Regions from separate parts of the Homo sapiens genome. Here region 2 is linked to region 1. Evidence: read pairs that join two places in POLR2A ChIA-PET (ENCODE). Cell type or tissue: Panc1. All regions are shown on one strand.

Region 1 (5,000 bases):
AGAATGCTTTGTGCTTTAACTCTCTGCTGCATTGCCTGATCAGCTCTGTTCCTTCCACCCTCCAAAATCACTCCATTTTGTTTAAAACTATCTCACTATTAAAATAAAAAATAAGCAACATCAATGATGCATTAAGATTCTCTCCCTGAATAGGACTTTCCACTGATTAAAAAGTCCTCTAGAAGAATTGGCCAATGTCAAATGTCATGTACCCCATTAGTTTAATCCATGCATTTCCACATATTCATAGTCATTTCTTCTAGTTATTAGCAGCAGCACTATTCTTGCAGTTTCTAATATTAAATTCTTGCGACGGATGGGTAAGTGGAAGGAAGAGGGATTTGGTCTGTAGCTTAATTCTTTCCCATTACGCTCTTTTTTGACTTGCCAGGATCAGTTAATTTGCAAGGGTTCACCCTCAGCCTTCTTAGCAGTCTATGTTCAAAGTCAAGAAGTTCACCTGTATCTAGAAGGAGTGAATATTTCTGTTAAACCTGGGTCAGTAATTTCTATAAGTTGCTAAGAAGCATATAAAATGCAGTTTTGTGAACTGTCATATTTAATAAAGATAATTTTGTGTGTGAAATAAATTATTATGTATTAGGAATTAATTATCTGCTTGTATGTGTTTTACCCAACATCATAATATATCCTATGAAAAAATTCTGTTTCAATAGTTATAGGACAGAAAAGGACACTAATAGTGAATCTGGAATTTAATAGGATTTTTTAATTGAAACATTTTTGAGATAATTATAAATTAATATGCAGTTATAAGAAATAATACAGAGACCCCTTGTTTAATTTGCCAGTTTCCTTCAATAATAACATTTTGAAAAAATGATAGGATAAGATCAAAACCAGATACTGACATTGATGCAATCCACCAATATTATTCAAATTTTTCCAGTTCTATTTGGAATCATTTATGTGAGGTTATTTGTGTGTATTAAGTACTATAACGTTTATTAGCTCAGTAGGTTTTCATATTCATCACAGTCAAGATACTGAACAGTTACAACCCCACAAGGATCTCTTCTGTTTCCCTGTTGTGACCACACCCACCTCCTCCTGCCCTCTTTCCCTTTGTCTTTAACCCCAGGCAATCAAACCATTAACCCATCCACCATTTTGAAAATGTTGTTATTTCAAAAATGTCGTATAAATGGAATCATACAGTGTATAACATTTTGGGATTGGATATATATATATTTTTCTTTGTTTGTTTGTTTGTTTTTTGTTTTTTTGATACAGGATCTTACTCCCATTGCCCGGGCTGGAGTGCAATGGCTCACTGCCACCTCGACTTCCTGGGCTCAAGCGATCCTCCCACCTCAGCCTCCTGAGTAGCTGGGACCACAGGCTCTCACCACCACCATGCCCAGCTAATTGTATTTGTAGTAGAAACGGGGTTTCACCATGTTGCCCAGGCTGGTCTCCAACCCCTGGGCTTAAGTGATCCTCCTGTGTCGGCTTCCCAACTTGCTGAGATTAAGGCCTGAGCCATCGCACCAACTTTTTTTTTTTTTCACTCAACCTAATTTACTGGCAATTCATCCAGTTGACACATCTATCACTATTTTGTTACTTTTTTTTTTTTTTTTTTTTTTTGAGACAAGAGTCTCACTCTATTACCCATCACCCAGGCTGGAGTGCAGCGGCCCGATCTTGGCTCACTACAACCTCCACCACCTGGGTTCAAGCCATTCTCCTGCCTCAGCCTCCTGAGTAGCTGGGATTACAGGCACCTGCCACCATGCCTGGCTAATTTTTTTGTATTTTTAGTAGAGACAGGGTTTCATCATATTGGCCAGACTGGTTTTGAACTCCTGACCTCAAGTGATCTGCCCGCCTCGGCCCCCCAAAGTGCTAGGATTGCAGGCTTGAGCCACCGCCCCTGGCCTATTTTGTTACTTTAAAAAAATAGCTTGTTACTCTTTGTTGCTGAGTAGTATCCCATTGTATATGTCAGTTTGTTTAACCATCCACCTGTTGAAGGACATATGAGCTGATTTCAGTTTGGGGATATTACAAATAAAGGTGCTATGAATATGCATTTACAGTTTTTTTGTGTGAACATAAATTATTATTCTTCTGGAATAAATGTCCAAGAGTGCAAGTGCAAGATTGTATGGCAATTTCATGTTTAGTTTTATAACACACTGCCAAACTAGCTGTACCATTTTGTATCCCTTCAACAATATTCAATTGATTCAGTTCTCCACATTCTCTCCACGCTTTGGTATTGTCACCATTTTTAAATTTAGCTATTCTGAAAGGTATATAGTGATAGCTCATTGTGAATTTAATTTGCGTATCTCTGATAGCTAATAATATTGGACATTTTTTATGTGCTTATTTGCCATCTGTATTTCCTTTTTGGTGAAATGAATGTTCATGTCTTTTGCACAGTTTCTAATTAGATTGTTTCCCAATGTTATATTTTGAGAGGTTTTTTTTTTCCTACTCCTTTGTTAGATATGTGGTTTGCAAATATTTTCTCCAAATTTCTAGCTTGCCTTTTCATTCTTTTCACATGGGTTTTACCAGAGCAAAAGTATTTTTTTTTTAATTTTGATGAGGTCTAATTAATTTTTTTATGAATTTTGCAACTGTTGTCAATTCTAAGAATTCTTTGCCCAAGGATTTTCTCCTAAAAGTGTTTTTGTTTTATATTTTACATATATATTTATGATCTATTCTGGGTTAATTTTTATAAAAAGTATAAAGTTCACATCAGTTTTTTTGCCAGATCCTTCAGCACTATTTACTTAAGGGTTATTCTTCCTCCACTGAATTGCTTTTGCACTATTGTCAAAAATCAGTTGAATATGATTGTGTGGGATCTAATATAGGATTCTTTATTCTGTTTTATTGATCTATATGTCTATCTCTTCACCCAAGACCCTCAGTCTAAGTTACTCTAGCTATGTAGCAAGCTTTAATATTAACTAAAGTGATTCTTCTCATGTTGTTTTTAAAATTATTTATTTTGTATGTAAAAATAAAGTCGTTATATATGTATAGTGTACAACATTGTGTTTTACAATATGATCACATTGGTGCAATGACTTATTTGAGCTAATTAACATATGTATTACCTCACATACTTATTTTTTCAGGTGAGACATTAAAATCTACTCTTTTACCAATTTTAAAAATGTAATACATATATAGGTATTAACCATAGTCTTCATATCTCTTTGATGTACTGATTTCATTTCCTTTGGATACATAACCTATAGTGCGTTTACTGGATCATATGGTTGTTCTACTTTTAGTTTTTTGAGAAAAGCAACCTCTGTACTGTTTTTTATAATGGCTGTCTAATTTACATTCCTACAAACGATATGCAAGGGTTTCCTTTTCTTTGTGTCCTCACCAACACTTATCTTTTTTCTTTTTAATAATAGACATTCCATCGGTGTGAGGTGATATCTCATGATGGTTCTAATTTGCATTTGTCTGAGGATTAGAGATGTTAAACATTTTTTTATATACCTGTTTGCAATTTGTATGTCTTCTTTTGAATGTCTACTCAGGTGATATGCCTAGTTTATTTTTAATTTTTATGGATATGTAATATTTGTACATATTTGTGGGATACATATGATATTTTGAATTGTTTGAGTTCCTTATATATTTTGGATATTTACCCCTTATCAGATGTATGGCTTGCAAATATTTTCTCCCAATCCATAGGTTGTCTCTTCCCTCTGTTGATTCTTTCCTGAGCTATGCAGAAGCTTTTTAGTTTGATGCAATTCTGTTTTTTTTTTTTTTAATTTTCAGTTTTGTGCCAGTACTTTTGGAGTCATGTTCAGAATATCATTACTAGTCCTATGTCAAGGAAAACTTCCCCTGTTTCCTTCTAGCAATTTTATAGTTTCAGGTCTTAAATTTAAGTCTTTAATGCATTTTGAGTTGATTTTTAACCAGGTGTCCCACTTTATTAATTTTGAAAATCACTTTAGCTATTTTGGGGCTATGCCTTTCCATATAAACTTTAGAATAGATTTTTTTTTATATCTATAAAAGCCTTGGTGGAATTTTGATAGTAATTTTGGGAGAATATATATTCTTACTATGTTGAGTCTTCCAATACACGAACAGAGTATGTCTCTCTCTTTAAATCAAAGAATGATTTAAGTACAGAGACATACTCTGTTCGTGTATTGGAAGATCAGCATTTTAATCAGCATGTATTTATTTGATCAGCATTACGAAGCTTTCAGCATACATTTTTAAACTGTATACCTAAGAATTTCATTTTATTCGAAGTGATTGAAAATTGTACTGTTTTAAATTTTAGTTTCAGTGTTTATTGTTCGTATGTAGAAATGTGATTGATTTTTACATTTCGACCTTGTACCCTTGAACCTTGCTGAACTCAAGTACCAGTTCTTGGAGTTTTTATGTATATTAGTTGGGATTTTCTATGTAGATAATATGTCACCTCTATCTAGAAACAGTTTATTTCTTCCTATCTAATCTCTATGCCTTTTGTTCCTTTTGCTTGCCTTATTACCACAGCTAGAATTGCCAGTACTATAATGAATAAGAGTAATGAGAACCGATGCCTTTGACTTGTGTCCATTATCAGGGAGAAAACATTCAGTCTTTCATCACTAAGTATGTATGCTAGTTTTAGGTTTACATATCTGTGTTTAAGCAAGTCAAGATATTTCCCCTCTATTCCTAATTCCCCTCTATTCCTAATTGGTTGAGAGTTTTTATCTAATGACCATTGGATTTCATCCAAGGCTTTATCTGCATTCATTGATATGATCGTGTTTTCTTTTTTAGCTTGTTGATACGATAGATTACCTTAATTGATTCCTGAATGTTAACTAGCCTTACATACCTGAAATGAATTCCATTTGGTAATGGTATACACATATTTTTATAAATTTTTGAATTTGGTTTGTTAATATTTTTTTCTTTGTCTGGTATTACTTACCATATAAAATGAATTCTGAAGTATTCCCTACTCTTCTAAA
Region 2 (5,000 bases), 52 kb after region 1:
CCAGCCTCAATACATTCCTGTGGGCATCCTGCTTATACTTGAATGCTGCTTCAAATTAAGAAATAGATACAGGATTTATGATACAGCTGTGGTACGTTGTCATATCATTTGAACTTGTAAACATGCATCCAAATTTTACCCACCAAATTATCTAACGTTGAATATCTACTGGTGGAAATTTGGTGGGTCAGATCATTACTTTAAAAAAAACGAATTAGGCTGGGCACAGTGGCTCACACCTATAATCCTAACACTTTGGAGGGCTGAGGCGGGTGGATCACCTGAGGTCAGGAGTTCAAGACCAACCTGGCCAATGTGGTGAAACCCCGTCTCTACTAAAAATACAAAAAAAAAAAAAAAAAAAAATTAACTGGGCATGGTTGCACATGCCTGTAATCCCAGCTACTCTGGAGGCTGAGGCAGGAGAATTGCTTGAACCCAAGAGGTGTAGGTTGCAGTGAGCCGAGATCATGCCACTGCACTCTAGCTTGGAAAACAGCGAGACTTCACCTTAAAAAAAAAAAAAAGAGTTAAATCTAGTTTATACTACTGTTATGAACAAAATCGCATTTTTAAAATGATATTCGTAGAGTTGCAAATGTGAAGAATTTTGTATCACTTAGTAAACTTTGCATTGCATGTGATAGAAAATCCAGCTCAAACCAGCCTAAACAATAAGTGATTTATTATGTCACATAAGAGAGCAGTCCAGGGATTGGCTAGGCTTTGTTTAAATTTCCAGTGATATAATTAGAGCCCAGTTTGTTCATGTACATTTCATTTCCTTATCTGAGTTTCATTTTAGGGCACTTCTCTCTACCTGGCTCCAAAATTCTACCAAGAGGTCCCATAGCTAAAACTTTTCTGATTTGAGTGCATAAGAGAACAGCAAAATTTTCTTTTTCTATGTCCCAATAAAAGTCACAGTTTATCTTATGTAGTTTGATTGGTCACATGTACATCTCTAAACCTCTCACTATACTCAGGAAAATGAGCCATGTTGGTTGACTTAGAACTATCTCATCAGAAGACCAAGGACTAGGAGTGTGAGAAAAATTGATCCTCAGGAGGAAGACTGCAATGCATTTAGCAGGAAAGAGTAATGTTTCTTAAGAAAAAAATGAAACAATGAAAATCCACTAAAATCTGTCTCAAGGATAATATTCCATGACTCTACAGGGCTTAATGCGTGTGACATATATAGACTTCTGATAAGCAGTTTGAATTATATGGGTCAGAGAAATTTCCAGGTCATAGGACTTCTCTTTAAAGTAAAATAAATAGGCCAGGCACGGTGGCTTATTCCCGTAATCTCAGCACTTTGGGAGGCCAAGGCAGGTGGATCACTTGAGGTCAGGAGTTTGAGACCAGCATGGCCAACATGGTGAAACCCCGTCTCTACAAAAATACTAAAATAAGGCCAAGAAGGGTGGCTCATGCCCATAATCCCAGCATTTTGGGAGGCCAAGGCGGGCAGATCACTTGAAGTCAGGAGTTTCAGACCAGCATGGCCAACATGATGAAACCCCGTCTCTACTAAAAATATAAAAATTAGCTGGGCATGGTGGTGGGCACCTGTAATCCCAACTACTCTGGAGGCTGAGGCAGGAGAATCACTTGAACCTAGGAGGCAGAGGTTGCAGTGAGCCAAGATTGCGTCACTGCATTCCAGCCTGGGCAACAAGAGCAAGACTCCATCTAAAAATAAAATAAATACAAAAATTAGCAGGATGTGGTGGTGTGTTCCTGTAGTCTCAGCTACTCAGGAGGCTGAGGCAGAAGAATCACTTGAACCCAGGAGGTGGAGATTGCAGTTAACTGAGATAGGGCCACTGCATTCCAGCCTGGATGACAGAGTGAGACTCCATCTTAAAAAAAAAAAAAAAAAAGTAAATTAAATAATGTAAATAATGTATCTAAATTGGCTAGCACAATGAGTAGAACAAAGTATGAACATTTATCTTATTAGTAGGTTGATTTGAAGAATTTCAAAAATAAAAGTAAGGCTAACAGTTCTCTTAACATGGGCTTTTATAAACGAACAAATAGAATTGGCTCTCCTTATTATCTTTATCCTGGTTTTTGTAATCTTTTGTATCTTGTTTGAGTTTAAGTTGGCCTAAATGATACCCTTTAAGGCAACAATGCCAAAATTGAATCGATTGTATCATGTATAGTTGGAGATTAATCATTCAATTTAATTCCGTTATTCTTTCTCTCAGAGAGAGAGAGAGGGAGAGGGGAGGAAGAAGGGCGGGAGGGAGAAGAGAGAGATTGAGACAGTAAGAAACAGGAAGAGTTCTATTTATCAAGCACTCTGTTAGATCCTGGACATATAGCTGTGAACAAGGAGAGAGCCTGCAGATATGGGCCCAGCCCTAATTTTATTAAAACCAATTTTGGAAATCTAATTATAACTGGAGTTGATGCTTCAGAAAATAAAGTTTGCCTGGTTTTTGTGTATTTTTTGCATTGCCACATCAAGCTTACAAAGGCTTACAAGAAATAATAATTTTAGTAGTAGTATTCCTGTGTCCTGATAAGCCCCAAATATATTCTGTGAGCCATATAGTTTTACCTAAAACAATCTTTAAAGTAGGGAGAGGGAAAAGGAGGAAGTCTATAATTGATTGAATTTTCTCTTACATGTTTAAAATGTATTATTTAGAAAATATTCCATGTAATAAAAAATGTTGACTTCACCAAAACTCTCCCCAGGTATTTAGAAATGTTCATTTACAAAGGACTAGATAGTGTTGCATACAAGCTAAAGGGAAGAAGGCGGTGGGTGGAGGGGGAGGAGGGTGCCTGTACGGTGCAACTGCATCTTTATTGTTACTGCACCATCAGCTGCCATTTCACCTTCTGATAAGAATTAGCTAAGATTTTTATCCAGATTCGAGGAGATCCCAATACTTAGGTTTTGACAGTGCTCTTCATGCCATTCATCCATCTTTCAAGAACTATTTTTTGTATGCACACTTTGTGCCAAGCACTTCTCTGGAGCACAGTAGTTAATAAGTGAGACAAAAATTTAGGTACTTTGTATTTTGAGAGAGAGAGAGAGGAATTATAGACAATAAACAAGAGGAATAAGTAAATTCTATGTTATTAGTTATGAATTCAAAGCCAAAAAATGAGAAACAGAAGCCAGACTGTGTTGGTGAGGCTACGTTGCGGTATTACATAGAATAGACAAGCAAGACTGATTGAAGGGGTGACATTTGAGTAAAGATGGAAAATCAGTAAGTGGGCAAGTAATAAAGGTTCCCAGGGGAAGCATTTCACATAGAACAGCACTAGCAAAGATCATGATTGGGGAGTTCTGGAATAGCATGGAGGCCAGTGTTGTTGGCGCCTACTGAGACGAAGAATTGGAGGGAAACAGATCAAAGAGTAATAGTGGGTGGGGAGATCATCTAGGACTTGACATGACCTGTCTTGTCTTAACTTGTGTCCTGACATGACATGACTAGAATTGTCTCAGCTTGGATTGATTGACATGCTTCGACTTGACTTATCATAGCTTGAATTGAATTTACTTGACAAAAATTTCCATTGAAGGGCATTATAAAGGTTTGGCTTTTACTCTGAGTGAGATGGGGATCTTAGGGTTTTGAACAGATGAGTGACATGACCTTAATGTGTATTAAATAGAATCACTCCAGTTGCCTCAGGAGAAAAATATGAGAGGTTTAGACTGGGATGTTAGCAATAGAGGCAGTAAGAGGTGATATTCTGGATATACAAATTTTAAAAATAGGGACAAAGGATTTGCTAACGAACCAGATATGAAATATGACAAAAAGAGAGAAGGCAAGAATGACTTCAAGATTTTTTGTCTAAGTAGCTTGCGGTATAGAGTTGCCTTTTACTGAGATGGGAAAGGCTCTGTAAGTGTACATTAGTAGAGAAGAGAGCAAGTGGTTACAATATTGTTTTTGATAATGTTAAATTTGAGGTGTTTATTGAACATTCAATAACTGTGGGAATATGAACCTGACATTAATGAGAAATGGTCTGGCTGGAGTACATTTGGGAATCATCTGCTTGTAGATGGTACGTAAAGTTATGAGAACTGATGAAACATCAAATAAAGCAGTGAAGGGAAATAGGGGCAGGTGGTGGGAGGAGAAGGAAAGGGATGGGAAGATAAGAAGCAAAGAAGCCTACGGAGGAATGCTATTCTGATGTCCTGGAAGTCAAGTGAGGGGGATATTGAATCTGGAGCAGGCTTGTTCAACCCATGGCCCACAGCCCGCATGCAGCCCAGGACGACTTTGAATGCAGCACAACACAAATTCATAAATTTTCTTAAAACGCTATGAGAATTTTTTGGTGATTTATGTTTAGCTCATCAGCTATTATTAGTGTTAGTGTATTTTATGTGTGACCCAAGACAATTCTTCTTCCAAGGTGGCCCAGGGAAGCCAAAAGATCGGACACACCTGATTTAGAGGCATGACCTAATTCAAATACCAGTATTAGACCATGTGAGATGGGAACTCAGAATTGATCATTGGTTTTAGCAACATAGGGGTAATTGGTGATCTTTTATGAGCAGTTTTGATGGAAAAGGGAAAATTCTGATTGGAGAGAGGCCAGGAAAATATGGAAGTAGGAAAATTGAAAATAGTGATCAGAAACAATTTGTTGGGGGTGGTTTTATTGTAAAGAGATAAATAAAACTAGGACAACTGAAGAGGAGAGTGAAATGGAGAGGGGTGTGTGTGTGTGTGTGTGCATGTGTGTGTGTTTTAAAGTGAGAGAAATATGGGAATACTTCTTAATGTGATAATGATCAGAGAACAAAGAGGTAAATGTAGTACTGCTGTAGAAAGGCAAGAATTTCTGGAATCTTCAGTAGATGAGAGAATGGGTTCTGCTGGTCAGTTGAAGTGATTGGTCTCAACTAGGGTCACAATTTGCTCATAGTGATAAATTTTACTTGATATGGGGTCACAGGTACAAATGAATAGATATATGTTCTGTGGAATGTT

Evidence for each region. ChIA-PET counts read pairs that join two places held together with the same protein. Peaks named below come from ENCODE experiments on the same cell type or tissue, not always from the same donor. Only the 100,000 strongest peaks of a DNase experiment are listed, where the experiment ranks them.
Region 2: POLR2A ChIA-PET joins it to region 1 with 7 read pairs; 5 of 35 experiments call an interaction of 5 or more read pairs at or near these places.

The regions. Positions count from the first base shown.
Region 1 is chr7:79,362,479-79,367,478 of GRCh38, reverse strand. All of the region lies in intron 1 of MAGI2 (membrane associated guanylate kinase, WW and PDZ domain containing 2), which reads left to right. Among named protein-coding and RNA genes, the nearest start is that of MAGI2-AS3, 88 kb to the left of the region's middle. In Panc1, no CTCF peak of the experiment used is centred here; no DNase peak of the experiment used is centred here; H3K27ac peaks cover 1,122 bases.
Region 2 is chr7:79,310,692-79,315,691 of GRCh38, reverse strand. The region is part of intron 1 of MAGI2 (membrane associated guanylate kinase, WW and PDZ domain containing 2); the gene reads left to right. Among named protein-coding and RNA genes, the nearest start is that of MAGI2-AS3, 140 kb to the left of the region's middle. In Panc1, no CTCF peak of the experiment used is centred here; no DNase peak of the experiment used is centred here; H3K27ac peaks cover 2,333 bases.